Linked DNA regions of Homo sapiens: region 1 is linked to region 2. The links are chromatin loops, found by intact Hi-C in ENCODE. Cell type or tissue: OCI-LY7. All regions are shown on one strand. Each heading gives the region's core, and the rest is flanking DNA. Links, peaks and the distances in the headings are about the cores only.

What was found. A loop is a pair of places that touch in the nucleus more often than their neighbours do. Peaks named below come from ENCODE experiments on the same cell type or tissue, not always from the same donor. Only the 100,000 strongest peaks of a DNase experiment are listed, where the experiment ranks them.
Region 1: it touches region 2 in a loop (7-fold over the local background); 4 of 110 quality-filtered maps call a loop at or near these places.

Annotation. Positions count from the first base shown.
Region 1 is chr10:92,721,839-92,737,453 of GRCh38, reverse strand. No RefSeq gene overlaps it. Among named protein-coding and RNA genes, the nearest start is that of HHEX, 40 kb to the right of the region's middle. RefSeq lists a silencer at 7,215-7,264 and enhancers at 7,475-7,574, 9,690-10,192. In OCI-LY7, for the core only: no CTCF peak of the experiment used is centred there; a DNase peak (open chromatin) is centred at 7,363; H3K4me3 peaks cover 1,109 bases; H3K27ac peaks cover 1,857 bases.
Region 2 is chr10:92,780,307-92,795,921 of GRCh38, reverse strand. No RefSeq gene overlaps it. Among named protein-coding and RNA genes, the nearest start is that of EXOC6, 60 kb to the left of the region's middle. In OCI-LY7, for the core only: CTCF peaks have their summits at 6,590 (motif pointing right) and 8,113; DNase peaks (open chromatin) are centred at 6,711 and 8,121; H3K4me3 peaks cover 948 bases; H3K27ac peaks cover 1,097 bases.

The DNA.
Region 1 (15,615 bases), core at 3,943-11,942, 59 kb after region 2:
CATGACCTTCCTGAGCCTCCTGGAACAAAGTCTGGCTATGGGCTATACCCAATATTTGTTGACTGAATAAGATACAGTTTCCTTATGGATGAGACAGAGATAATAAATCTCATCTCACCTGATTGTTACAGCAGTTAAGTGAGATCATGTAAGCCAAGTACCTGCTATATTCTCCTTCTTTAACTCAATTGATGAACCAATTGCCAAGGAAGGCAGTGGATTCATTGGATGGGTTTTTTTTGTTGTTGGTTTTTTTTGTTTTTTGTTTTTTTGTTTTGTTTTGTTTTTGTTTTGAGATAGGGTCTTGCTCTGTAGCCCAGGCTGAAGTGCAATGGTGTGATCTTGGCTCACTGCAGCCTCGACATCCCAGGCTCAAGCAAACCTGCCTCCTCAGCCTCTTGAGTAGCTGAGACTACAGGTGCATGCCACATACCCGGCTAATATATTGTGTTTTTTGGTAGAACAGGGTCACTCTATGTTGTGCAGGCTGGTCTTGAACTCCCGGGCTCAAGCCATCTACCCGCCCAACCTCCCAAAGTATTGAGATTACAGGCATGAGCCAGTGTGCCCAGCCAATTCATTGGATGTTAGATCGAGTCTTTAATTCATATGATGTCTTGATACTTAACTACATTTCTTTATTTCTTTGTTTCTTTTTTATTTTTTTTTATTTTAAGACAGAGTCTCGCTCTGTCACCCAGGCTGGAGTGCAGTGACGCAATCTTGGCTCACTGCAACCTCCACCTCCCAGGTTCAAGCAACTCTCTGCCTCAGCCTCCCGAGTAGCTGGGATTACAGGCGCCTATCACCACGCTTGACTAATTTTTGTATTTTTAGTGGAGACGGGGTTTCACCATGTTGGCCAGGCTGGTCTCGAACTTCTGACCTCAGGTGATCCGCCTGCCTCGGCCTCCCAAAGTGCTGGGATTACAGGCGTGAGCCACTGCACCCGACCCACATTTTTTTCTTTATTTTCCACAATAGCTCTTGGGAGAGGGTGCAGTGAGGATACATAACACTCTCTTCTCCATCTGAGTTCTAGATCAACAGAGAAAGAAGACAAGAGAATAATCAAATAGGGGACAAATATCCCCTTTAATAAGCTGATTTGGAAACTGTGGCTTATATAGGGTCAAGGGTCTCCTCACATTAAACTCCAAAGATAGGCAGACTCACATACTCTGGAGCACTAGAACTCTGAAGGCCTCCCCCAACCTCACCCAACTAGGAAGACCTGCCCCTGGAGGAGCAGAACAAGATGTGTAGTTAAAAGACTAGGCCATGCCTGCCCTTTCTTCTCGCACTCAAGCAACTCGCTCATCTCCCCAGAGGGTGAGTAAAGGTGAGACAGAGGCCAGGGGTATTTGGGGGAAACCCCATCTTTGAAACAAAAAATGGACAAGAAGTATTCGCCATCTAACAACCTCTATATGCAGCATGGATTGAATAAGCACCCTGATTTCCCCACAAGAATTTAGAGGGTACATGAAATAGTGGTGACAAGCCCAACCTGGAGGCAGCTGCTCAGTTTTGAACTCAGGCTCTGCCACTTACTAGCTATGTGACCTTGAGCGAGTTATTTCTCCTTCCTGAGCCTCTGTCTTGTTTTTAAATTGTACATATTTAAGATGTGTAACACGTTTTGCTACACTTATCTTGAGGTACATATACATGCCAAGGTGATTACCATAGTCAAGCAAATTAACATGCCCATCACCTCACAGCTACATTTTTTACTTTTCTTTATTTTATTTTATTATTATTATTATTTTTAAGACAGGGTCTCACTCTGTCACCCAGGCTGGAGTGCAGTGGTACCTTGAACTCCTGGGCTCAAGCAATTCTCCCACCTCAGCCTCCCAAGTAGCTGGGAAGCTGGGACTACAGGCGTGTACCACTGCACCCAGATCTCTCTCTCTCTCTCTCTCTCTCTCTCTTTCTCTGTGTGTGTGTGTGTGTGTGTGTGTGTTTGTGTGTGTATTAAGAGTACCCAAAATCTGCCAGGCATGGTGGCTCATGTCTGTAAACCCAGCACTTTAGGAGGTCGAGGTGGGAGGCTCATTTAAGCCCAGGAAGTCTTGGCTGCGGTGAGCTGAGATTTCACCACTGCACTCCAGCCTGAGTGACAGAGGAAGACCCTGTCTAAAAAAAAAAAAAAAAAAAAAAAAAAAGTACCTAAAATCTTCTCTTTTGGCAAACACCAGTATAGAATACGGTATTATTAACTGTAGTTTTCATATTGTACATTAGCTCTCTACACTTGTTCAGCTTACACAGTCACAACTTCATACCCTTTGTGAGACTCCATCTTGTCATCTGTAAAATGCCAATAATGAATATGCCTCCTTCACAAAGTGGTTGTGAGGATTAAATAAAAGAATGTTTATAAACTACTTAAAGCATTATAAGGTAAGTACAAAACAAATGTGAGTTATTATTATCATGAGGTTGGTAACTTTGTCTTACAAAAACTATAAACTCTTCAATTTAAAAGGTGAAAGAAAATACCATGCTAGCCAAGAATTGCGTACCAATTCTCTCACTTGAACCCAAAACAAAAAATAATTATCGTCAACACCTGATCATACCTGTGATCTTAGGACCATAAAAACCATCTCTCAGTGCCAACACCTCCTGCCCCAACTTCCCACGAAAGACATTTTTCATCCTGTTAAACTGAAGTCTCTTTGATCCCCCCAAATCCCATTAATCAAAAAGACACGTCTTTTCGATTACTGTCCTCTCCTATGGACAGCTGTGGGGAGATTGTCAAAGAGAAAAATCCTTATAAGGTTTTTAAAATATTTTCTTATGTCAGTTTTCTGCTGAGCTATTGAGGTTGGCAGAAAAACCCTTACAAAGTTTTTTAATATACTTATAGCAGTGCTTCTACTGAGCCATGAGGTTGGCAGAGGTTAAAGACCTTGGCTGGGGTGTGGCTTGTGACATGAGTGTGAATTGTGATAATACTGAGAAAAAGTGGCCAGTTAGCTGCACTGCCCAAGAAGGATTCCTATTCATCAGTTATGCATGAAGGCAGTGGGTATTCAAGAAAAGAAAGCTAAAAAAGGTCCCAACTTGGAGGAAGTTGGATATGTTTGAACAGAAGTCTGAGATGTGTGTGGTAGGTCCCCCAGGCCAGGATAGAGACCTAACAGAACAGACTGTTCCCCCAAAACAGGCATGCGTGGTGGTTCCAGGTGTGGGTTTTGTTCTTTTTTTCTTTTTTCTTTTTTCTTTTTTTTTTGAGACACAGTCTTGCTCTGACACCCAGACTGGAGTGCAGCAGTGCAATCTTGGCTCACTGAACCTTGGCCTCCTGGGTTCAAGCGATTCTCCTGCCTCAGCCTCCCGAGTAGCTGGGATTACAGGTGCCTGCCACCATGCCCAGCTAATTTTTGTATTTTTAGTACAGATGGGGTTTCACCATGTTGGCCAGGCTGGTCTCGAACTCTTGACCTCAAGTGATCCACCCACCTTGGCCTCCCAAAGTGCTAGGTTACAGATGTGAGCCACTGCGCATGGCCAGGTGTGGGTTTTGAAGTCAAAAGGCAAGGGTTCAAGCCCTGCTGTACCACTTCTTTATTATATGACCTTGAGTAACTCAAATGTCAGTGTCCCCATGCATAAAACATAATCATACCTCCTTTATGGGGATATAAAGAGAATTCAATAAAGCAATGTAGGTGAAATTCTCAGTACAATGTCCTGCACGTATCTGTGCTTACTAAATGAAAGCTATTAATATTGCTATACACAATCAGAAAAACAATGAATGTACTCCCTGTGAAAAACCTCTTGGTTTATGCTGGAGAGGGCTGTGCAGGTGTTAGTATTCTCTTCGTCATTATGATGAGGTGATCTGCTTAGCTCTAGGAATTAAGTCTAGGAAATAAACCACCTGAAAATTGTTACCAATTCTTCCATTCTCTTCTATTGCTTGCTGGCAAGAAGTCTCTCAAGTCACATTATGTACCCTATAAAGTGTATGCTTTTAACCACCATGCCTTTTTCCTGTGTTGAACTGGCATTCTTACTGCCATCAAACCTGAAGGCACTTTGAATTCCATCCACTGAGTCCATGGGCGACATGGAGAGTACAAATGGTGAGTTTCACACATAATCCAAAATTTCAATTTGACCCAGCTGTTTCAATGATCTCCCTTTCCATTCTCTTTCTAGGTTGGCCAAGAGGGCTTCCTCAAGTTCATGGGATGCCTCTGTAGCTCATGGACCCGTGGCTCCTGGTGTCCACCATGGGAATCTTGGTAGGTAGAAAAAGAGGCCCTTCCTCAAGGCTGGTAGAGCCCCAGGTGGGGCCACCCCTTGGCAAATGGGGCACAAGCAGGATTTCAGCTCCAGCCAGCTCTTCAACCAGATGTCTTTGTGCAGTGCACAAATTGCACAACTGTACACAGAAGACCTGTGTAGCTATCAGAGTAATTTTGAATTACACATCTTGTCCCTTCCTTTGTCCAGTCAGAGATGAAAGCGGTACTGCTCCAGGGTAGTCAGGAAACAGAGGGCAAGGAAAAAAGTAGAGGGGAGTGTCAGAGAAGAAACCTCTAAATAGTGGAGGTGACTATTTTGAACCCTCAGCGTCAGCTGCTCCATCTTACTTTGCTCATTGTAAACCTATGGTCTCAGTTGGAAAGCCAAGAGGATGTTTATATAGGGTGGATCCAACCACAAACTATCTGAATTACTGTTGGAGAACCTGACTCTACTGTGCTCCATAAGAGTAGAGACAATATTTATTTCATTCACTGTTGTCTCCCCAGCTCTTAACATGGTGCTTGATAAATAAAAAAGGGTTCAATAAATGTTTATTGCCAAATTGATTTTTTATTAGGAGAATAATAAAGCCAATTGCTGTTCTTTTTTCACAGGCACTAGAGCACTTGCCCTACAGGTTAGGCACAATAAAAATGTTTCAAACATTTAGAAGTCTGTAGGTATGAAGAAGAAAGGGCAGGTGGGAGAGAAATGTGTTTGATTAAATCTATAAAGAGCAATGTTTGATAGTTCAGAACATGAACTTTGGAGTCCCAGATTTCCACCTACTAAAGTGGGAACACTGCATAAAGTGACTTACACTGTATCAGCGTCCACCTTTCTAAAATAGGGTTATAATACCCACAGCAGAGTTGTTGAGAAGATTAAATAACAACATGTGTAAGAAACATTTAGGCCAGGAGTGGTGGCTCATGCCTAGTAATCCCAGCACTTTGGTAGGCCGAGAGGTCAGGAGTTCGAGACCAGCCTGGCCAACATGGCGAAACCCCGTCTCTACTAAAAATACAAAAAAATTAGCCAGGCATGGTGGCAGGCACCTGTAATTCCAGCTACCCAGGAGGCTGAGGCAGGAGAATCACTTGAACCTGGCAGGCAGAGGTTGCAGTGAGCCGAGATCTCGCCACTGCACACCAGCCTGGGTGACAGAGCGAAACTCTGTCTCAAGAAAGAAAGAAGGAAAGAAAGAAAGAGAGAGAGAGAGAGAGAGAGAAAGAAAGAAAGAAAGAGAAAGAAAGAAAGAAAAAGAAAGAAAGAAACATGTAGCACATTTACTGGCACATAGTAAACACAATGAATGGTAGCTAATGTTTCTGTGCCTTTAGAAGGCTAGGGAAAATTTTAAGTTAAAAAAGGGAAAAAATCATGTAAATGTGGCAAAATCTTGACAATTGGTGAATCTAGGTGATGTGTATATAAAAGCTCGTTGTATTATTCTAATTTTATGTACATTTGAAAATTTTCACACATTTTTAAAGTTAAAAGGCAGGAAACACACAACTGCTTCCAAATCAACCAAATATTCAGTCTAGACTTCATGTATTCCCTCAACAAATATTTATAAAACACTGTGTGCCAGGCCATTGTGTGCCATTGCCATATGGAATGCTAAGTCCCTGTTCTCAGGGAACTTATAGTGTAGTTGGGAGACAAACATTAAGTTATGGAAAATTCTCCAAAAGAAGTGCTGAGAAGGCCAGGCATCATGGCTCACGCCTGTAATCCCAGCACTTTGGGAGGCTAAGGCAGGTAGGTCACTTGAGGACGGGAGTTTGAGACCAGCCTGGCCAACATGGTGAAACCCCGTCTCTACAAGAATACAAAAATTAGCTAGGCATGATGGCGTGTGCTACTTGGGAGGCTGAGGCAAAGAATCCCTTGAACCCAGGAGTTGGAGGTTTCAGCGAGCCAAGGTCACACCATTGCACTCCAGCCTGGGCAACAAAGTGAGACTGTGTTCCCTGCCTCCCCCAAAAAAAGAAGTGCTGAGAGAATAGTGAAGAAAGAAATCAGTTTAGAGAAGGAAGTCAGGAAGGCCCTCTGAGGAAGTGATATGTAAACAAAGACCTGAGGAGCTTACCTGGGCAAAGGAGTCAGCACCCATGTAAAGCAACCATCATGTGCAAAGGTCCTGAGGCAGGAATAGTGGAAAGGCCAGTATGGCTGCAACACAGTATGAAGAAAAGGTGGCTCAAGAGGAGGCTAGAGGCCAGGCATGGTGGCTCACGCCTGTAATCCCAGCACTTTGGGAGGCTGAGGCAGGTGAATCACTTGAGGAGAGGAGTTCAAGACCAGCCTGGCCAACATGGCAAAACTCCGTCTCTACTAAGAATACAAAAATTAGCCAGACATGATGGCTGTGCTACTTGGGAGGCTGAGGCAGGAGAATCTCTTGAACCCAGAGGCGGAGGTTGCAGCAGTGAGCCGAGCCACTGCACTCCAGCCTGGCAACAGAGTGAGACTCCATCTCAAAAAAACAAACACAGAAGAAGAAGAAGAAGAAAGAAGAAGAAGAAGAAGAAGAAGAAGAAGAAGAAGAAGAAGAAGAAGAAGAAGAAGAAGAAGAAGAAGAAGGAGGAGGAGGAGGAGGAGGAGGAGGAGGAGGAGGAGGAGGAGGAGGAGGAGGAGGAGGAAGGGAGGGGGAGGGAGAAGGAGAGGAAGAGGGAGAGGGAGAAGGAGAAGGAGAAGAGCAAAGGGAAATCTTTTTCAAATATTTTTCAATGTTTGCCACAATTTTGCCACCAAGAAATTGGAAACTACAACTTTGTGCTTTCGTATGAGAAATACAAAATGAGCAAAAAACGGGGCTTAGGACAGGTAAGGGATAGGTACTGCCAAGGCTTTGGATCTATGTCCACACATGTTTTTCTCCCACAGTCATCAAATGTCAAAGATTTAATTTATTTCGTGATTCTCCAGCCCTATATTCCCCACCCCCACCCCACTCCCCCAGCACCTGCTAGCTGAGGCACCCTCTTGAACCATATTCTTCACTTCAGCTGTCTTTATAAATTAACTTTCTAAACTGGGAAAGCAATACTCCACACCGCTAAGCAGGGCCAGTTTCACTAAGACAGATGGAAACAAAGAAATAGGACCACATTCACTTGCAGATTTGCATAGGTCCAGACACTGAAAGCTGGGGCCTCTAGAATTCAGACAAGTTGTTCTTACAGCTCCTGAAAAGTCATCCTGCCCTTGGTCCTCAGCCTTATTTGGTGACCTTCCACCCCTTTAGGACTTTAACTGTGTGAACAGGGGCTGAGGACCCACCCCAGGATCAAGCTGCCCAGGTTCAAATCCTCACACTGCCAGTTCGACTCTGGGAACTTGCACAAATTACTTCACTTCACTAAAACTCTATTTCCTCCTCTACAAAATGGGGATAATGTGTGAATTAAATGAGATAATGCATGTGGCATATAGTGGATTAAGTGCTTGCAGAGTGTGAGCTATTTTTAATTTCTGTAATTCTGCCACTTCTTCCTGCCACTTCTCACCTCAAATTTAAACTGCCCCCATTTAGACATGTATTTTTTACTTTCTCTCTCCCTCTCTCTCTCTTATTTTTCATAGAGACAGGGTCTCACTACATTGCCCAGGCTGGTCTTGAACTCTGTGTTTCAAGCAATCCTCCCTCCTTGGCCTCCCAATGTGTTGGGATTATAGGCACAAGCCACTGTGCCTGGCCTAAATGTCTGTGTTTTTTTTTTTCTGTTGTTTGTTTGTTTGTTTGTTTTTGAGACTGAGTCTAGCTCTGTTGACCAGGCTGCAGTGCAGTGGCTCTATCTCAGCTCACTGCAAACTCCGCCTCCCGGGTTCAAGCAATTCTCCTGTCTTAGCCTCCTGAGTAGCTGGGACTATAGGCACCCACCACCACACCCAGCTAATTTTTGTATTATTAGTGGAGACGGGGTTTCACCATGTTGGCCAGACTAGTCTCGAACTCTTGACCTCAGGTGATCCAGCCCCTCAGCCTCCCAAGGTGTTGGGATTACAGGCATGAGCCACTGTGCCCGGCCTAGACATCTGTTTTTAATCAGAGAATATTCATTTTATTTTTGGATAATTTGGGAAATTTTGTCTGGGTTGCCTCTGAGATAGATGTCTGTCACAAACATAAAGGAGAAATAATTCCCTGGTTAATTCACAAGTTGATATTGAACAGTTGCTCAGAACAGAGTTCTGTGGATGAAAAAACAAGAAGGGAGAAGAGGAAGAAGAGAAGGAAGGAGAAGATAGTATAGACCCAAGGTCTTAATGTAGGGAGGACAGATGACAAAGAAGTCAGTGAGGATGGGCCCCCTGGAAGAGCTATGTGTTGAATTGTGTCTTAAATGAGGTGATGGAAAAGAGATCAGCAGAGAGTCATAATAGGCTACTTAAGATTTGAATCTGTACATCCAGGACAGTGGTTCTCAACTGGGGGCAATTTTGTGCCCCAGGAGACATTTGGCAATGTCTACAGATCTTTTTGGTTATCACAATTGTGGGGGTGAGGGGTGCTGCTGGCACCTACTGGGAAAAGGCTACACATCCTACAGTGCACAGGACAGGCACCCCACAACAGAGCCTTATCCAGCCCAAAGTGCCAGTATTTCCAAGGTTGAGAAACCTTGATCTAGAACAAGCTTGTCCAACTCGCGGCCCATGTGCCACACGTGGCCCAGGATGGCTTTAAATGCAGCCCAATGCAAATTCATAAACTTTCTTATAACATTATGAGGTTTTTTTGCAATTTTTTTTTTTAGCTCATCACCTATCATTACTGTGAGTGTATTTTATGTGTGGCCCAAGACAATTTTTCTTCCATCATGGCCCAGGGAAGTGAAAAGATTGGACAACCCTAATCTAGAAGACTTCCACTCTTTGAGAGAACTATGTCCTCGCCATCCTTTGCTCTTTTTTAAAAGATGAGTATTCACTGAAGCCATTATTAGTGCTTTCAAATACTTTTACTCCTGGCAATAAAGATAGTGTTTTCAGGCTCAGCTAGTAATAGCATCCTCTTTTCCTGTCACTGCTGCTGGGTCTCATCCTTACTTCCCTAATACCCCCACCCCACAGACATGTCCTTCCTTTCAAGAAGAAAATCAAAATGCAGGAAAACAGTAGCCACATGTGTTAATGATTACATGATAGTACAGTAAAATCCCAGGCCCAGTAGCCTTCTCATCAGTGCTTCTTTAGATAAGTCAAGACATTTCACCTGAATGGGCTGCTGTCCAAGCAGATTAAATTAAAAGAGCTTGTAGCACACTACAAAAAAAACTTATCAACATAATTAATCAAAAAGAGTTTCCCTGGCTGTTTGTTAATGCATTGCCCCAATCGAACAGCTGAGGAATGTGACTGCTGGCTGTTGACCCTGGTAACCCAACACCACTGTGCTGTGTTGAATTGATAAACTAGTTTAAAAGAATGTTTACCTCCCTTTACTGTATGACCCTCTGCTTGGCATCCTTTTATAAGAGGATGAGCCCCGGTCCCAAGAGTCTAGTGTGTAAGGCAAAGACGGGCTGGAGAGGCTTGTACAAAGAAACTGATCTTACCATGGGAACTTAGTGCCTCATACTCAGGAGGAGACTCCAAAGCCTCTTGAGAGCAAATGGCCACAGTCCCTTGTAAAAACTGTCCCTCTACTTACGTCCACTAAGGGAGGATAACAAAAGCTGTCCACGAAGACATGAATCTCTCTGGTGGGAACAGTAGGACATGCTATCCAATCACACTCCCTTGCAGGACTCCTTGACTTCCGTAGCTACTCCAGGTCTGAGATACACCAAGCAAACACACATGGCATTCCAGACAATCAACCATCACTGACCAGGAGTTTGAGTAAACCAACAGCTTATTGGCATTTGTAAGAGCCAGTGAATGTGTGTAGCAAGGGCTAAGAGGTAGTTCAAGAACTGACTGAAAGAAGTTGACACTGGAGTCAGACTGGATGACTCCATGGCTAACAACGTGCTGCCGCTTATTGAGCATGTATTACGGCCATTGTGCAAGGCACTTTCTCTCCATTGGATCATTTAATCCTCGCAACAGTCTGTGAGGCCAGAATGATTAGACTTCGTTGATTTGCAGATGAGGAAATGGAGCCTCTGAGAGGCTAAGTGACACACTGTCAGCCTTCCTTGGAAGTCTTTGAGGCAGGGTTTAGGAAAAATGCTCACAAAATTAGCATCTATGTGGACCTGAATGAGTGGCAAGTGAGGTGAGGTACAAAGGCCTGAAGAGACTTGTAGAAGACGCTGGGAAAGAATGCAAGACTCCAAAGCTAACAAGGGAGTGGGTGGCTTGGGCATTCAAGGTATTAAGGCCAGAATAGAAGCAGGTAGTCTGATTGGAAGACAATTTGCAAGGATCCAGAGCTCCAAAGAGTGGGATGTGGCTACTTTTAGCATAAGGGATCATTGTAGGCATTAAATAACAATTACTTAAAGAGGTTATTAGCTTTTTTGGTTGCTTGGATTAAATGAAGGAGGAAAAATCTGAGTTTGGTGCTATATGTTTTTAAACTTTAACACTTGAGACTCCTTTTTTTTTTTTTTTTTTTTTTCCCGAGACAGAGTTTCACTCTGTCATCCAGGCTGGAGTGCAGTGGCATGATCTCGGCTCACCGCAACCTCTGCCTCCCAGGTTCAAGTGATTCCCCTGCCTCAGCCTCCCGAGTAGCTGAAACTACAGACATGCACCACCACGCTGAGGTAATTTTTGTATTTTTGGTACAGATGGGGTTTTGCCATGTTGGCCAGGCTGGTCTGGAACTCCTGACATCAAGTGATTCGCCCACCTCAGCCTCTCAAAGTGCTGGGATTACAGGCGTGAGCCACTGTGACCGGCCCCCCTTTATTTTTTTATTAACAAAGAGAAAGCAGGTCTTAGATCAAGATTCTTATTAGGGAATCCAGCTAGAATTTAGGAACACTGCTTTTTGTTTTCACTATGTTAATTTTTATGGTTACCCTCTATGTATGGTAATACTGGTTTTCCATTTATGGTAATAATGTTAAGTACTCTTTAAAAATGAATTTCTTTTCTTTTTTTTGTTTGTTTTTCAAGATGGAATTTCGCTCTTGTCACCCAGGCTGGAGTGCAATGGCGCGATCTTGGCTCACTGCAACCTCTCCCTCCTGGGTTCAAGCGATTCTCCTGCCTCAGTCCCCCAAGTAGCTGGGATTACGGGCATGTACCATCATGCCCGGCTAATTTTGTATTTTTAATAGAGATGGGGCTTCACCATGTTGGTCAGTCTGGTCTCAAACTCCTGACTTCAGGTGATCCAACGGCCTCGGCTTCCCAAAGTGCTGGGATTACAGGCGTGAGCCACCGTGCCTGGCAAAAATAAACTTATTTTCTAAGTGATTTTATGTAAAGAAAGCTGGTTCAATGATAGGAAGGGTGGTACATGGATATGGCAAAAACCAGGAGAGCCATATGGGAATGATTGAAGTTTGGGCAGCGCTGCAGGTATCCAAGAGAGAGAGGTGGCTCCTCAGGAGAAAACTAAGACACTAAGGAAATCAAAGCACATCTGGAGGACTGTGAAGGAAGAAGAGAAAGATTTGATATCAGGTTAGGTATTCACACCAGAGAAGGATAGTAACTAAAGGAAAATCTCACCTTGAATGTGTGCTTGTTTGACTGTGTGACATTGTGAAAAGCAACTTAGCAAAAGTTCTCTTTGTCTTTGCAATGATGACTGGTTAAAAAGTGAAAATCCCAGTCAATTAACTGGCTATTTTGTTTACATAAAGGCAACTCATCACTTTTTTTTTCAACCAACAAACTGACAGGTTAAACACACACACACACACACACACACACACACACACACAAGCCTGAATTGAGCAGTTGTTTTGGCACCATTCTGAATTGCTCTGAACAGAAACTGAACATTATAATGTTGAAATGGAGTTGACCTTTCCATGCAAAAAGGGAGCAGCTTTACACCTAGTAGTTTGCGAGGGTAGTGTACAACTTTCACCCTCCATCAAAATGTCCTCATCACTCACAGGCAGGGGTCTGACGTGTATGCCACTTGGTTTATGAGAAAAAGCAGAAATCGAAATTAAGCCACCATCAACTGTTAATACCTCCAATCAAACTAGCTCCAAGATGAGATCAGGAGCTCTGGAAGAACAGGTCCTTGAGGAAGGGAGGTCTTGGGTGGCTGAAGAACTTGGGAGGGACTGACAGGGGTCTCAAAGAGGGGAGTATAGTCACACAGCTGGAGGGTCCTGAAGGCCATTTTGCCTGCTTACCCATTTTGATCAAGGTCACACCAGCTGGGATTAACATGAACCAATCAGCTGGCATTTATGAATATTAGCTTAGTTTATTGTTGCTGTTGTTGTTATGAAATATTTCAAATATCAAGGAAATTGAAGGAATATCTTAATAGCCAGTTAAATACTCATCACCCAGATTGAATAATATTAACATTTTTTAGCCCTACTTTCATGAGTCATCTTTGTAAAATGTGTTACAAGTGCAGTTCCTTGGGGGCTCTGGAGCAAATCATCTAGCAAACAAGACCTTAGATGTTGTCCAGGGCTATCCCACTGTTACGGACTGAACAGAATTCATATGCTGAAATCTTTACCCCCAGTGTGACGGAATTAGGAGGCAGGGGCTTTGGGAGGTGATTAGATCATGAGAGTAGAGCCCTCAGAAATGGGATTCATGCTTTTCTAAGAAGAGACATGAGAGGTTGCTTCTTGTGTCTCTCTGCTCTCTGCCATGTGAGCACTCAGTGAGAAGACAGCCATCTATGAACCAGAAAGTGGGCCCGCTCCAGACACTGGATCTGTCGGTACCTTGACCTTGGACTTCCAGTCTCCAAAACTGTGTGAAAGAAATGCTTGTTGTTTAAGTACCCAGTCTGTTATATTTGTTCTAGCAGCCCAAACTAAGACACCCACCCTACAATAAGGAAGAGAACAACAGCCAGGAATGGCCAAGTGCTTCATTAGTTAATAATGGTTTTTGTTTGGGTTTTTCTTAAGAATTTAAAAATCTTTTCTTTTTAATTTTTTTTTTAAGAGATGAGGTCTCACCCTGTTGCCCAGGCTGGAGTGCAGTGGCACAATCATAGCTCACTGCAACCTCCAACTCCTGAGTTCAAGTGATTCTCTCTCCTCAGCCCCCTGAGTAGCTAGGACTAAAGGCATGCACCACCACACCTGGCTAATTTTTTCAGGTAGGTGTGTGTGTGTGTGTGTGTGTGTGTGTGTGTGTGTGTGTGTGTGTGTGTAGAAAAAGGATCTTGTTATGTTGCCCAGGCTGGTCTCGAACTCCTGGCCTCAAGCAATTCTTGCACCTCAACCTCCCAAAGTGCTGCGATTACAAGTGGGAACCACCGCACCTGGCCCTCCATAATAATGTTAACAACAACAATAATGACAATAACTGACATTTATTCAATGCTCACTCTGTGCCAGGCCCCCTGCTAAGTGCCTTATGGGCATCATCCATTTCACCCTCACATTGATACTATGGGGTTGTCAGTATGATTCCCATTTTAGAAATAAGCATCGAGGCTTTGAGATTTTAAGACACAACCATGGCACAGCTGGAATGAGCTGGGATGCCACATACTACTGACCCCACTGGAGCATGGGTGGAGCTGATGTGCTTCACCAGCCATTCTTCTCTTATCACTTCTATCTCCCCATGACCTAAACCAAAGGGATTCCCAAGCCTCGCTGTGCACGAGAACCACCTGGGGAGTTTGCTAAAAATAAGATGCTCAGGCCATTCACCTACTGAATCAGAGTGTTCTAAGCTACAGCCCACAAATCTGTACTTCAAACTACCTTTCCAAGTGCTGCTGGTGCGCAGCCGGCTTGGGAAACTGTCTAGAGCTATTGACTTTTCCAGCCACCTGGAGCCAAAGAATCTAGGCTTCAAGACCTCCTGCCCTTCTCCTCCCTTCACAGTGGGCTGCTCATGTAGCTTCGCTTTATATATATTCATCATGTCCTTTGATGAGAGCTAGGACACCGTGTCAGCCCAAGGATGCCTGGCTGTTTAAGAAAATTCAGACCTCTGGGCCCTCCTGCCACCCACCTCCTGTTCAAAAATAGAGTTGTTGCATGCAAGCAGAGGCCAGGTGACCAGGACACAGGGGAAGACATAGCCATCAGCAGCTGCCCCACCCCTCCTTTCCCTGTCCGGCAGCTGAGGAGAGGCAGTTCTTCCCTGTGTAGCCATCAACTCTCCTAGTCAGTTGGTGTCCAGCTGGGCCCTGGGTCAGGAAGTTCACAGCAGTTTAGTCAGTATCATTGAACTGACTTTACAGCATCCCCGGGAGGCAGAACCATGGAAGGTTAGCCAGAGGAGGGACTAAGAGGCCACCTGGTCATTTTACAGATGAGAAACTGAGGTCCAAAGAGGGAAAGGAAGGAGAGGTATCCATATTTTGATCCATATTTATCTGTAAGAAGATTCAAGCTCAAAGGGATGTTGAGGGGCTTACCCAAGTCAAATAGTGTTCAATAGGCAGTAGGTTAGTTAGTTGGTTATCCAGAACAAGGAACAGAATGGCCCACTGGAGTTACCAAATTAGCTCTCTGAACTGTGAGCAGATCTCTGTCTGGTACATATTGATTGGATGGGTTTGGAAATTATGACACCTGCATCAGTAGGTACACAATTATTTGGAAACTCATTCTCAGAAAGCAGTACACATATTGCCCAGGGGGCAGGAAAAGAGAAAGAAAGAAAAGAAAGCCATATGCATATTGCCCCAAAACTTTTTTTTTACAAAAAGCTCCTGCCCATATTCAAAACTAGAACTGATTGAACTGTCGACTCCAGACATGTGATGAGTTCAGGGCTTACCAATACCTTGGCCTGGCTCTTGGCCTTCTTAAATCATTTCTTTTTCCATAACCTTTCATGATTGGTCATTATTAAATGGTTCTTGCACGTTGTCAGTTCAGCTATTAATCAAATCAAATATTTCCTTTTTTTTTACGTTTTAAAATGGTAAACAACCAGTGCCACAAAGTTTCTTGCCTATGCTATAAAAATCTCCAAACATTTCTGGAAAATAATAGCCAAGGTTCAGTGAGCATTTTCTATGTACCAGGCACTATTCTAAGCACTATGTGTGCCTTCTCTTATTGGACTTCTGCAACAACCTTTTGCAGTAGATACTATTCCTATCCTTGCTTTATAACGGAAGGAATCTGAAACTCAGAGAAGCTCTGCAACTCTCCTAAGGTCATACAGCTAGGATTCAAACCCCGTCAGGCTTACTGCAAGACCTGCCCCCTTGACTGTACTGTTCTTCATAATTCTGGAAATAGGATA
Region 2 (15,615 bases), core at 3,534-11,533:
TCTCTCTTCTTTTCTTGGTTAATCTTGCTAATGGTCTATCCATTGTATTTATCTTTTCAAAGAACCAGCTTTTTGTTTCACTTATCTTTTATATATTTTTTTTCAATTTCATTTAGTTCTGCTCTGATCTTGGTCCTTTTTTCTTGGACCTTGGACCTTGGACCTTCTTGATTTCTGCTGGGTTTGGTTTGTTCTTTTTTCTCTAGTTCCTTGAGGTGTCACCTTAGAATGTCAGTTTGTGCTCTTTAAATCTTTTTGATGTAGGCATTTAGGGCTATGAACTTTCCTCTTAGCACTACCTTTGCTGTATCCCAGAGGTTTTGATAGGTTGTGTCATTATTGTTCAGCCTGAAGAATTTTTTGATTTCCATTTTGATATTGTTTTTGACCCAATGATCATTTAGGAGCAGGTTATTTAATTTCCATGTATTTGCATAATTTTGAAAGTTCCTTTTGGAGTTGATTTCCAGTTTTATTTCACTGTGGTCTGAGAGAGCGCTTGATATAATTTCAATTTTCTTAAATTTATTGAGGCTCGTTTTGTGGCCTATCATGGAGAAAGTTCTATGTGCTGTTGAATAGAATGTGTATTCTGCAGTTGTTGGTGTTCCGTATATACCTGTTAAGTCCATTTTTTCCAAGGTATATTTTTAATCTATTGTTTCTTTGTTGACTTTCTGTCTTGATGACCTGCGTAGTGCTATCAGTGGAGTATTGAAGTCCACCACTATTATTGTGTTGCTGTCTATCTCATTTCTTAGTTCTATTAGTAATTGTTTTACAAATTTGGGAGCTCCAGTGTTAGGTGTACATATGTTTAGGATTGTGCTATTTTCCTGGTGGACAAGGCCTTTTCCCATTATATAATATCCCTCTTTGTCTCTTTTAACTGCTGTTGCTTTAAAATTTGTTTTGTCTGATATAAGAATAGCTACTCCTGCTCACTTTTGGTGTCCATTTGCATGAAATGCCTTTTTCCACCCCTTTACTTTAAGTTTATGTGAGTCCTTACATGTTAAGTGATAGCCTACAGGATGACCATGTTATTTTTGTATCCAGTGAAACTAAGCATCATATATGAAGGAAAGATAACAGTCTTTTTCAGATAAACAAATGCTGAGAGAATTCACTATTATCAAGCCACCACTATAAGAACTGCTAAAAGGAGCTCTAAATCTTGAAACAAATTCTGGAAACACATCAAAACATAACCTCTTTAAAGCATAAATCACACAGAACCTATAAAAGAAAAATACAACTTAAAAATCAAAAACAAAAAACAAAAAAACCAAGGTACACAAGCAACAAATAGCACAATGAACAGAATGGTACCTCACATCTCAATACTATCATTGAATGTAAATGGCCTAAATGCTCCACTTAAAAGATACATAACTGCAGAATGGATAAGAACTCACCAACCAACTATCTGCTGCCTTCAGGAGACTCACTTAACACACTGTAATCTCAGTGCTTTGGGAGGCCAAGTCAGGAGGATCTCTTGAGCCCAGCAGTTTAAGACCAGCCTGGACAACGTAGGGAGAACCTGGTTCTACAAAAAAATTTTAAATTAGCAGGGCATGGTGACTTGCTCCTGTAATACCAGCTACTTGGGAGGCTGAAGTGAGTAGATTGCTTGAGCCCAGAGGTTGAGGCTGCAGTGAGCCATGATCTCGCCACTGTACTCCAGCCTGGACAACAGAGCAAGACTCTGTCTCAAGTAAATAAATATTTCTTTGGGTAGATCCTGAAATGGTTTCTTTTTACAATATACTCCTCTCATACCACCCCAAAGATGACTGTCACTCCCAGCACGTACCTGAATGTCTTTATTTCCATTTGTAATACCCTCTAGGATACCACTCATAACATCACGGGCTGTCCTGCCTCTTTGCATCCCCAGGGCCTAGCCCGGGGAGATGTTAGATGTCATTAAATATTTGTTGAATGCATGGATAGATGGATATAGAGAATCATTAATTTAACACACAGTGTTCAAAGTACAGTCCTTCCTTATGATGGTTAGAGAAGTATTGATCATTGTCACTAACTTAATCATATTGGTTTCTCCCAGGAAGGATTAAAGTAAAGAGGAATTTTGGAGCATAGGGCACTAGCAGAGAAGAGACAAGGAGCCAGGACTGGGTCAGGACACCAGTGAGCAGCCAGGAAGAAACCTGAAGGATAGGGTGAGGGGATGAAGAGTCCCAGGTAATTTTCCAAACTGGGACCACATTATTCTTCTTGCTGAAGGCTTTCACATTCCTGGGATTGAAAAAAAAAAATTCTTTCTATTTATCCCTGAAAAGCCAAGCTGTCCTCTAACCAGAAAAAAAGGAAAAACAAAAACAAACAAACAAACAAACAAAAACACTTGCAAAGACTTATTTTGAGCATCTCAGGGGGAAATGGTATAGCTCAAAGAGAGGCATCAGCAATGGCCTCAGGCTATACAATTTGAACAATGTATTTATTTATTTATTTTTATTTTTATTTTTTTGAGGCAGAGTCCCACTGCATTGCCCAGGCTGGAGTGCAGTGGTGCAATCTCAGCTCACTGCAACCTCCACCTCCCAGGTTCAAGTGATTCTCCTGCCTCAGCCTCCCAAGAAGCTGGGATTACAGGCTTATGCCACCACGCCAGGCTAATTTTTGTATTTTTAGTTAGCGATGGGCTTTCACTATGTTGTCCAGGCTGGTCTCGAACTCCTGACCTCAAGTAATCCTCCCGCCTCTGCCTCCCAAAGTGCTGGGATTACAGGCGTGAGCTACCCACCTGGCTGAACAACGTATTTAATTTATCAGTCTCTGACGGACTTTCCATTCTCCTCTCTAACAATGTTGCTATTTTCACCATCAAAAACAGGCTGTCTTGTCCATTGCTGTTCTAAAAATAACAACAGTAAATTAGAAATAGCTTACATGTCCATCAACAGGGAAATGGTTAAACTACAGACTACTATGCAACAGTTTAAAAGAATGAGGGTGAAATTTCTACCAACATGAAGAGTTTTCAAAGTCCTATTGTTAAATGAGAAAAGCGAATTGAAAGAAATTATACTATGTCATCAAAAAAATATTTTTTTTGAAACAGGGTCTCACTCTGTCACCCAGCTAGAGTGCAGTGGTAAGGTCATAGCTCACTGCAGCCTTGAGCTCCTGGGCTCAAATGATCCCCCTGACTCAACCTCTCAAGTAGCTGGGACTACAGGCACATGCCACCACACTCAGCTCACCAAGCTTTTTTTTTTAAACACACACATCAGCGGGCCATGGTGGCTCATGCCTGTAATCCCAACACTTTGGGAGGTCAAGGTGGGCAGATCACCTGAGATCAGGAGTTCGAGACCAGCCTGGCCAACATGGTGAAACCCTGTCTCTACTAAAAATACAAAAATTAGCCATAATCCCAACTATTTTGGAGGCTGAGGCAGGAAAACTGCTTGAACCCAGGAGATGGAGGTTGCCATGAGCCGAGATTGCACCGCATCCTCCAGCCTGGGCAACAAGAGTGAAACTCCGTCTCAAAAAAAAAAAAATTAAAATTAAAAAAAAATTAAATGAAATAAAACACACATATCAAAGATATGCTTTACATATATGTAAAATCATACAAAATAGATCTAGAAACACCACACTGCTAACCGTGGCTACTTCTGGAGAGAGAATTAGGACCAGAGGCAAAGGGGTAAAAGGTTACTTTTGCTTTGTCTGTATTGAGAACAACAACAAAAACCCCTCAAATTATGGCCTTTTCTCTGGGAAAACAAAAAGGGAGACGCTCACCATTTATTAACTCACATTCTGGTGGATCTCTCATATTGTTGGCTTATGGGGTCATAACCTCCAAGGGTAGAACCAGTGCCTTTGTACTTTACATAATCTGTGTCTCTGTTGTCCAGTATGATTGCTACATGTGGTTACCGAGCACTTGAAGTGTGGCTAGGCTGAATTGAGATAGACTGTAGGTCTAAAAATACATGCCATAAATCAAAGATTTAACATGGAAAAAAGTAAACTATCTCATTAATAATTTTGTATCACATGTTATTACATGATATTATTATTTGTTGAAATGGCATATTAAATAGAATATACTATTAAAATTAATTTTACTTGTTTATTTTACTTTTTAAAATGTGGCTGCTGGAAGAGTTTAAATTACATATGTATAGGTGGCACACATTACATATTTATTGGACAGTGCTGGTCTAGGTGATAAAAATTTTAAACCTGCTAATTACCTGAATAATTGTATAAATTACTGTATTTGTATCGTAAACAAATTTTTCCATCTAAGAAAAGTTAGATGCATGTTTCCACAACTTTGGATCCGTTTTGGCTGGTTTACATTCAAAACGTACACTGATATTTCCAGGACTTTAAACTGAGCTTCTGTTTTCCCATCTGTAATATTACCCACCTTGTAGTATGTTACAGTGATGTTTACAAGGGATCATCTACTCAAGTTCTTTAGTCTACAATTGTCTAAATGTGAAGTCCTCTTTGGGCTGGAAGCCTAAAGTATATTATGGTTTTACCCCTCCTTGTCCTTCAATGGCCCTACAAAAGCCTAATAAATGTAAGTGTCCTCCTCCTTCCTCTATTCAGTTGTAAGAAAGCACTCATTCACCTATCAATTGTTTCACGTGGATTTTTTTTTTTTTTTTTTTTGAGACAGAGTCTCACTCTGTCGCCCAGGCTGGAGTACAGTAGCACCACTTTGGCTCACTGCAACCTCCACCTCCTGGGTTCAAGCGACTCTCGTGCCTCAGCCTCCCAAGTAGCTGGGATTAAAGGCGCATAGCACCATGACCGGTTTTTTGCTTGTTTGTTTGTTTGTTTTGTATTTTTAGTAGACAGGGGGTTTCACCATGTTGGCCAGGCTGGTCTGGAACTCCCGACCTCAGGTGATCCACCCGCCTTGGCCTCCCAAGGTGCTGGGATTACAGGCGTGAGCCACTGTGCCCGGCCCCACCTGGATTTTTTTAAATGACTTTTTCCAAGTTAACTCCACTTAATATATTATCTCCTTCTGTTCTTTTTTTTGTTTCCTTCTTTTGGATTTGTTCATCATATTCTTATAAAATTAACACTTCATTCTCAAAGCTCCTTGTTCTCTAAGAAACCACCACCAGGTACCCACCTCCTCCCCACTCCCTCCCACTGTGTCCCCTGCAAATACAGACTTCCTAGAAAACCATTTCCTACAGCCTCAGTGATTTGGACATAGCTGTTTGTTTGAAGCAACCATTTCCTTACATGCTCTAATTTCACTTTCAGGTTATACGTCCTTGGTTATTTGGTTCTCTAATTACAGATCCCCTTTTCTAGAAAGGAAGTACAAAATCATTTTACCGTATGTTGTAGCACTGAAATCTGTTTCCCAATCTTTTATTATAAAAGAAGTTGAACTTACACTGTTTAAGATCTATTAACTTTCCTGCAGGCAAACTATTCTTCAATGTTTAAAAAAGTAATTGAGCCAGTCTTTTTCTCTCTCTCTAAAGAAAAAAAATGTTTTGCTCTAGTTCTCAGTTGAAATTTCTAATAAGGGGTCTTAGTAGACAAAAGGGATAACAAAACCTGACATGTGTGAGTGCTTATTATAAATTAAACATTGTATATGTACTTGATAGTTAATATTTCCAACAATGATTCCTAAACACTGCCTAGGGAGAAATTGCTAGGTGCGTTCGTTACCCTGTCTTCTATTTGTCCTTTTTTTGTTGTGTGCTCAGGAAAACCTCAGGGCCCGGGCTTCCCAATACTGGTTTCGAATATTCACACCCGAAGTCACTAATCTTTCTTGTGAACACCTTGTAGTTTGGCCCTTGATTAATTCAATCAGTGATTAGCACTTCTACAACAAGTGTTAATCTCTCTTTTGAAATACCTCTCAAAGCCCAACCCTTTACTGAGGATTTCTGCCCCAGTCAGAGTATACTGGAGAGGATTTCCCTATTGTGAGCAATATCTACAAGGCATTTCCCCTGCACACCACCAGTTTGGGAAAGGCCTGCTTCAAAGTCCTGTTGCACAATTAAAGCACAGAATTATAGGCTCAGGTTTGCACCTACTGCATGCGGTAGACTCCAGCTGAGCATAGCTAGTGATCCTGTTAAAAGCAGGGGCCAGGCTGGGCATGGTGGTTCATGCCTGTAATCCCAGCACTTTGGGAGGCCGGGGTGGGCAGATGGCTTGAGGTTAGGAGTTCAAGACCAGCCTGGCCAACACGGTGAAACCCTGTCTCTACAAAAATGCAAAAATTAGCCGGGCATGGTGGCACACAACTGTAGTCTCAGCTACTCAAGAGGCTGAGGTGGGAGGATCACTTGAGCCCAGGAAGTCAAGGCTGCAGTAAGCCAAGATCGGGCCACTGCACTCCGGCCTGGGTAACCAGAGTGAGACCCTGCCTCAAAAAAAAAGAAAAAGAAAAAATATTTTTTTGTTTTTTAAAGCAGGGGGCAGATTCTTTTGCAAAGCTGGAGGCCTTAATCAATAAGAAATAAAAATAATTTTAAAAAAACAGAAGAAGAAGAAAAGGAGCCAGATTCTTCAACACCAGGAGACCAAAACGAATAAACCTCCAGAGGGCACCCCCAGCAGTTCAGTCTGGGATGAGGGGACTCGAGGCCGGACAGAGCCGAGCTAGGCACCGTTCTTGGGTTTCCAGCCACCCAGATGCTCAGTTGCTCAAGTGTGACAACTAGGGCCTTCTCAGAAGCAGCCGGTACAGCCTCAAACGCTTCAGCTGGCAGGTGTGAAGGCCTCCAGCTCTTCGAGAGCAGTTTTCTTCCTGACAATGGGTGTCTATCAACTAACAAATAAAATTTGAGATGGACCCTGCAATTGTCCTTCCCATTTTACAAGGGAGGATATGGGTTTGCCTTGACCACTGTCTAGGCTCACACTCCGCAAGTGGCAAGCCCTGAGAAGACACCCCACATGAAGAAAGACAAACACAACCAGCTAACTTCTCCTCTTGCATTTGAAAGAGAACAGCTTTGATCTTAGTTTCATGGTAGGTGGTCAGCTTTCATTGATTTCAACTTTTTTTTTTCTAAGTTTCCCATAAAGGAAAATTTCTCCATCCTCCCCACTACTTCCAGAATACTGGGGGATTTCTCTCAACATAAAAGAATGTTGGAGTCTTTTAATTTCTAAGGGATCATGGCAACCAATTTGAATATTTTTCTCTATAGCACAACAGTCATGTCACAATCTTACCTTTAGAATATGTTTTCATTCTTCCCACTCATCAACTCTTTGACATAGGTACAGAAAATATCTTCATCCTATTTTGCAGATCTGAAAGTAGAGGCCCAAAAAGATCCTGTGTCTGACTTAAACCACACAGCCATGTTACTGAGTGGGGCTGAGATTTAAACTCAGGTCCCTCCAACTTCCATGGCCAAGACCGTAACTACCATGCTCTTAGCCACCATAATCAGGAGCCCTGATTGGGCTTCTTCTCAATCAGTGGGATCAAAACTTGGTGTGAACTAATTCTTAGCAGCAGAGCAACGACTAGAAAACAATTGGCAGGCATCCACAGCTGCACCAGGCCAAAGAGAGTATGTATTTGTCCACAGCCAAGCCAAGGGAATGGAAGAGCCCCAGAGCCAGGCATGGTGGTAGCAGCCAGTTGTACAAAGACCCATGGAACTGGGGCCAAAAGGAGTGAGAATTCCAAAGGAAGTCAAGGGCAGCCATGAGTGAACATGTGCTTTCATTACGCTTCCCTTTCATACTCTCCTAGACCAGATGAACCTGGACCAATGAATGGTTCTTGAGCTTTATAGTAAGATCTCTGAGGAAGGGTTGGGGGTGCTTATTAAAACACAGATTTCTAAGTCCACCTTATTCCTATGAATCAAAATCCCCGAAAGTGAGACCCCAGAAGCTTGTGTAAACAAGCTTCCCAGGGATGCCGACCACACCTGGAGAAGCAAGGACCAGATGGCAGAGGCGGGTCTGCAGGTGTGTGTGGCTTCCTGCAGTAAAGACAGCTCTGCCTGCTCCTGCATTTAGTTAACAAAAGCAGATGAGCAGGAGAAAGTTTCTCATGTGCTGAAACAAGAAAAGAGAAAAGAGTTACTAAAAGACGTGTGAAAGCGACAGGAGCAAATGTCCCAACCTATCCCAGAGAGGGCTTCAGCAGCACGGAGGCACAGGTGTGGTGAGGTCAGAGGGAAGACGCCGCCACCTGGGCATTGTCTACCAAAACCAGGCAGTGCAGGTGACAGGTTCCTTGCTGCAACGGGAAGGGGAAGCAGATGAGAGAACAACAGCAAGGAAGAAGCTTGTAATACGTGTTTTACCTCAGCTGTCATTCTAACTGCTGCACACGCAGGCACACAAAACATTTTTTTAAGTTTTTGTTTGTTTGTTTGTTTTTGAGACAGCCTCACTCTGTCGCCCAGGTTGGAGTGCAGTGGTGCAGTCATGGCTCACTGCAGCCTCTATCTCCCAGACTCAAGCAATCCTCCCACCTCAGCCTCCCGAGTAGCTAGGACCACAAGTGCATGCCACCACGCCTGGCTAATTTTTAAATTACTTGCAGAGACAGGGTCTCCCTATGTTGCCCAGGCTGGTCTCAAACTCCTGGGCTTAAGCGATCCTCCCACCTCAGCCTCCCTAGTAGCTAGGACCATAGGTGCACGCCACCAGGCCTGGCTAATTTTAAATTTTTTTGTAGAGACAAGGCTTCCTGTGTTCCCCAAGCTGGTCTCAAACTCCTGGGCTCAAGCTATCCTCCCAACTCAGCCTCCCAAAGTGCTGGGATTACAGGCTTGAGCCTCTGTACCTGGCTTTAAGTTGTTTTAATAGCAGCAGTGGAAGCCTTCACACACTAGGAAAGAATAATCTGTGTTTGCTGAGATGGGTAGGCTATGGCAAGGCTCAGCCTTAGCCACTGAAAGAAGGCATTTTTCAAAGGCTGACTGGGGACATTAGGAATTATTTTGGAGAATTAACAGGAAGACAGGACTGCACTGATACTTTATATGCCCTCTTACTGTTGTCGTTGTTGTTGTTGTTGTTTTTCAGTCTCCCAATAGATAGAAAGTCCTCTTGTTATAGACTGAATTGTGTTCCCTGAAATTCATAGATTGAAGCCTTAACTCCCAATGTGACTGTATTTGGAGATTGGGCCTTTAAGGAGGTGATTAAGGTACATGAGGCTGAAGGGGTGGGGCCCTAATCCAATAGGATTGAAGTCCTTATAAAAAGAAGAAGAAACATCAGAGAACTGTCTCTCTCCATCCTGGCACAGATGAAAAGCCATTTGAGGACACAGCCAGAAGGCAGCTGTCCGCAAGCCAGGAAAAGAGGCCTCATCAGAAGCCAACCCTGGAGGCGCCTTAATCTTGGACCTCCAGCCTCCAGAACTGTGAGAAAAATAAATTCCTGTTGTTAAAGGCACCCAGTTTGTATCATTTCTTACGGCAGCCCTAGCAGAAAAATACACCTCTCTGAGCCTCAGATCCTTCATCTGCAAAATGGGGATAATCACATTACCTTTGCCATCGAGTTACTGAGAGAATTAAGTGAAATAATATGTGTAATAATGTGATATATGTAATAGGTTAACTGGCACACAATAAGTGCTAGTTATTATAGCCCATGTCATAGGATTGTTAATTGGACTAAGTGAGATAATCAATGTGATACTCTTGGTACAACAGCTGCACATAGTAGGTGCTTAATAAATTGTAACTATAAACACTGTTATAAACTTTTATTCATTTATTTATTTATTTATTTTTCAGACAGTCTTGCTTCATCGCCCAGGCTAGTCTTGAACTCCTGGCCTCAGGTGACCCACCCGCTTCGGCCTCCCAAATTGCTGGGATTACAGGTGTGAGCCACCATGGTCAGCCTATAAACTTTTAAATAACTTTAAATGCAATCATGTTGCTAAAACAACTTGCAATCAAATGCAGCCATGGTGCAGTCACAGCTCCCTGCAACCACTATCTCCCAGGCTCAGGTGATCCTCCCACCTTAGGCTCTTGAGCAGCTGGGACCACAGGTGCATGCCACCATACCCAGCTAATTTTTAAATTTTTTTTGTAGAGACAGTGTCTTCCTGTGTTGCCCAGGCAGGTCTCAAACTCCTGGGCTCAAGTAATCGTCCTGCCTCCGACATAAGTAAATGTCATGATTATTATATAACAGCTACCCTTCCAAAATGCTTTCAAATTCATACAAAAGGTTGAAAAAGAGCTACATGTTGACTATGTTATAAAGGAGAAATGAAGAAGACCAGTAAGCTTAATTTTGGTGCCCACGAAAATACAAGGGAAAAAATTAATACAACCAATTTTCAAACACCTCGAGAGATCAGAGTGCACAATACTAATTTTATTAAGAAAAACTCTGGTCAGGCTAAGAAGACGGATTATCCAGAGCAGAGCAGCAGCAGAGCAGAACCGACCTGGCTAACTGTAGTGAGACTTTTGTCCCACATCCTTGGGTTTTCTAAAAGGTCAGGAAACAGAAGTCCAGTGACATTGTTCTTGGCTGGAAAGGCAAAGATTCTCATTAAATCAAGGAACCGAGGAGAGTTTTGAGAGGTCAGTCCTGGGTCCAGTGCTATTTAAAGGGTCCATTAGGGAGGATTCAGGAGGAAAGAAGGGCACTGCCACGGCTGTGGAGAGGTCGGCGGGCAGGGGTTGCACTGACAGGCACCCCACCTTAGCAGGTGCCATCCCACCTCCCTCGGAGCTTCCCGCCAGCTGGGGAAATATTGGTGTGGAATTTCCAAGCTTGTTAAAGCAAGAGCCACAGGAGGCAGAAACAAAGACCAGATTTGTACTTCTTCCCTCGCTTCCTCGTTCACTCTTTCCTTCATCCACACGTTTGCAGAGCATCTCCTAAGTGCGAGGCTCTGTGCTAGGCAGGAAATAAAACCAAATCCTTGCTTTCAATGGAGGGAGAGGCGGACAATAAAATTATAAGTAGAGGCCAGGCATGGTGACTCACACCTGTAATCCCAGCATTTTGGGAAGCCAAGGTGAATGGATCACCTGAAGTCAGGAGTTCGAGACCAGCCTGACAAATAGGGTGAAACCCCGTCTCTACTAAAAATACAAAAATTACCTGGGCATGGTGGCACGTGACTGTAGTCCCAGCTACTTGGGAGGCTGAGGCAGAAGAATTGCTTGAACCTGGGAGGTGGAGGTTGCAGTGAGCTGAGATTGCATCACTGCACTCTAGCCTGGGTGACAGAGAGAGACTCTGTCTCAAAAAAAAATTATAACTAAATGTGTGATAAAATGTCAAGATACAGGCTCGGTGTAGTGGCTCACATAAGTAATCCCAACAACACTTTGTGAGGCCAAGGCAGCAGAATCGCTTGAGCCCAGGAGTTCAAGACCAGCCCGGGCAACATAGCAAAACCCTGTCTCTACACAAAAAAAAACCCACAAAAATTAGTTGGGCATGGTGGTGTGCACCTGTAGTCTCAGCTACTCGGGAGACTGAGGTGGGAGGATTGCTTGAGCCCAGATATAAAGGCTGCAGTGAGCCATAAGGGTGCCACTGCACTCTAGCCTGGATGACAGAGTGAGACCCTGTCTCAAAACAAAACAAAACAAAACAAAACAGTGGGGATATGGAAGGTGCTATGAAGAAAAATAAGACAGGTAAGGGAATAGAGAGGGATGGGGCAATGAGGTGCCATCTTAGATGAGTTGGTCAGAGAAGCCTTCTCTGAGGGAGTGAAGTTTGAGCAGAGACCTGACTGAAAGGACAGAGCAAGCCATGTAGATCTCTGAAGTAAGAGAACCACAGGTAAAGGGACCAGCAAGAGGCAATGCTCAGGAAAGGAAAGGAGTGTAGTACCGGGGAAACAGCGTGGAGGTGGGTATGACCAGAGTAGAAAGAGAGAAGGAGGTGGGTTGGAAGACCTATCTGGGGGCCAGATTATATATGAGAGCCTTTTAAGAGGGGCCTTATTCTACATGTGTTGGAGAGTTACTGGGAAGCAAGTGAAGAGGCTATTGAAGAATCCCAGGGAAAGATGATGAAAACCAAGACCAGGGTGGCAGAGGTCAAGGGAGGAAGAGCAGACTTGGAATATGGCTGTGATTGCCTAGCACATGACACAGACATTCATTTTAGAATAGAAGGATGTCTTTTCCCACAAAGCTATATGGATAATAAGTTAACAAGTTCTCTCTCTCTCTCTCTTCTTTTGAGACAAGGTCTTGCTCTGTCACCCAGGCTGGAGTGCAGTGGTGTGGTCATAGCTCACTGCAGCCTTAAACTCCTGGGCTCAAACTATCCTCCTGCCTTGGCCTTCCAAGTAGCTAGGATTACAGGTGTGTGACACCATGCCAGACTAATTTTCTTTGTTTTATTTGTAAAGATGGGGGTCTTGCTATGTTGTCCATGCTGGTCTCAAACTCCTGGCCTCAAGAGATCCTCCCACCTCAGCCTCCCAAAGTATGAGGATTGCAAGTATGAGCCACTACATCCAGCCACAAGTTCTCTTTTAATTATGTAAATCATTGTTCTAAAATTATTTTGGGAAAGAAAATTAAACTAACTGGCTGGGCATTGTGGCTCACACCTGTAAGTAATCCCAGCATTTTAGGAGGCTGAGGTGGGCAGATCATTTGAGGCCAGGAGTTTGAGACCAGCCTGGCCAACATGGTAAAACACTGTCTATTAAAAATACAAAAATTAGCCAGGTGTGGTGGCATACGCCTGTAGTCCCAGCTACTCAGGAGGCTGAGGCACAAGAATCACTTGAGCTTGGGAGGCAGAGCTTACAGTGAATCGAGATCATACCACTGCACTTCAGCCTGGGCAACAAACAGAGCAAGACTGTCTCAAAAATAAAATAGCCAATTTGTGACGTTCTGGTCAATAATAAATAGCTATCATTTTTTAAGCTGTTTAAAGTATGACAAGACACTGGGTTTAATAGTCTTGTGTATATTAATTATCCTGTTGAATTCTTACAAGAATCCCATGAAATTGACACTATAGTTAGTCTATATTTTACAGATGGGGAAAGTGAGGCTGACTTAAAGAGTTAAATACCTTCATAAAGGTCACACAACAGAGTGGGATTCAAACCCGTGTTTGTCTAACACCAAAACTCACCATCCTTCTACTTGTCATTTCCCTGTCTCCCCTGCCCCAACTTTTTGTTGTCATCTGGGCATCCCATTTCCACTGTTTCAGTGTAGTAATATTTGAGAATACATACATACCACCAGCAATAGCCAGGATGTGCCTATTGATGACATTACTGAATCTATTTCTTTAAAAGAGGGATTTATTTATTTATTTATTTATTTTTATTTATTTATTTATTTATTTATTAGATGAAGTCCAGCTGTGTCACCCAGGCTGGAGTGCAGTGGTATGATCTCGGCTCACTGCAACCTCCGCTTCCTGGATTCAAGCAATTCTCATGCCTCAGCCTCCTGAGTAGCTATGATTACAGGCACATGCCGCCACGCCTGGTTAATTTTTGTATTTTTAGTGAAGTCAGGGTTTCACCAGGTTGCCCAGGCTGGTCTCAAAGTCCTGACCTCAAGTGATCTGCCGGCCTCAGCCTCCCAGTGCTGGGATTACAAGTGTGAGCCACTGCGCCCACCCTAAAAGAAGGATTTTAACCTAGCATCCATGGATCCCTATGTTGGGGATGAGAGTGTCCATGGATTGTTTATCAAAATGTGTGTGAATCCCTAAAACTGTGTGCAAAATTTGGGGGATATAGTGTGCATTTTTGTGGAAAGAGAGTACCTAGCTTTGATTATGTTCTAAAAGTAGAACATGAAGCCAGCACTTAAGAGGTGATGACTTACAAACCACCATTTCCTAGTCTGTACTGTTTGGCTGCTTTTTCATTTCAGATTATTCTAGTTTTCTAGTCACAGGGCATTTTCTCAGAAAGAAGGAAATTTTTTAAATGAGCAAAAAATATTTAAAGGTCTCTTTTTCTCCTCACCATCTTACGAGTTTAAAGGCATTCTTTATTGGTGATAGTGTTGCCGTTCCTTCTTTTCACTTGCTAGAGCTGGAAAGTTAATGCTATTCACTTTGATATTCCTTAAAAGGTGCATCTTCTCCTGGCTTGACTTTTTTATTCTATACCTAAAAGACAGGGCTCCTTTGACATATTCTTTCTTACCTATACAGCCCAATTTCCATTTTGTCAGTGGAATTTTCTCTTATCACTGAAACGGGAAAGGTTCCCTTGTCCCCCAACTGGGTGTGTGGTGGGGGTGGGGGTCGCTTCTTCAGTGCCCTGCTGCTCAAACCTCTAGGGGAGCATACAGATGGGCAGGCTGTGGGGTTCCGACCCCATGGCAGTGTCTAGCGGCGAATGTTTACAGCTCCTTAAGCCCCAGTGGATGTGTGTTACAGGGTACTCTTAGTTTGCCATCTATGGGCGGCTTGTGTTAGCTTAATTAGACCCTCTACCTTGTTGCAAGGACAGAGGGCTTTCTGTACCCCGGGGTTTCTTGCCTTGGTGTACTGGAAGAATTGGACCATACCTAGGCTTGGAGAATGAGTGCAAAGATTTTTTTTTTTTTTTTTTTTTTTTTTTTTTTTTTTGAGATGGAGTCTCGCCCTGTTGCCAAGGCTGGAGGGCAGTGGTGCAATCTCAGCTCACTGCAATCTCCCCCTCCCAGGTTCAAGCGATTATCCTGCCTCAGCCTCCCAAGTAGCTGGGATGCACCACCATGTGCCACCAGGCCTGGCTGATTTTTGTATTTTTAGTAGAGACGGGGTTTCACCATGTTGGCCAGGCTGGTCTCAAACTCCCAACCTCAGGTGATCCTCCCACCTCAGCATCCCAAAGTGCTGGGGTTATAGGCATGAGCCACCGCACCCAGCCTCTTCTTATATGTTTAATAGCTATTTGTATTTCTCCTTCTGCTTATATATTTGCCTATTTTCTACTGGGTTTTTGTCTTTTTCCTATCTTTTTTTGAGACAGAATCTTGTTCTGTCACCTAGGCTGGAGTACAGTGGCATGATCATAGCTCATTGCAGTCTCAAACTTCTGGGCTCTAGCAATTCTCCTGCCTCAGCCTCCAAAGTAGCTGGGACTACAGGTGCATACCACCACACCAAGCTACTTTTTCAATTTTTTGTAGAAATGAGGTCTCACAGTGTTGCCTAGGCTAGGGATGGTCTTGAAATTCCTGGGCTCAAGCAATCCTCATTCCTCAGCCTCCCATAGTGCTGGGATTATAAGCATAAGCCACTATGCCCAGCCTCTTATTTTAGAAGTTCTTTAAGTATTCTAGGTGTCATTAATTTATTATTTATTGCATTGCAAATATCTTCTTCCAGTGTGATTTTTTTTACTTTGTTTTGGTATCTTTGGGCATGCAAAAGTTTTATATTTTAAAATAATCGTATTTGTCCATTGTTTTCCTTTATGGTTGATTTTTTTGAGTTTCACATTTAGATATCTTTAATCCACATGGAACTTATTGTTTGTGGTTATGTGGTAGGAGTCAAAAATGGTTTTTCTGTATTCTGTATGGATAAACAATTGGGTCATCATTTATTGACTGGTTCTTTCTTTTTCCTTACTGATTATAATGTCTCCTCTATCATATATCAGGTTTCTTTTAC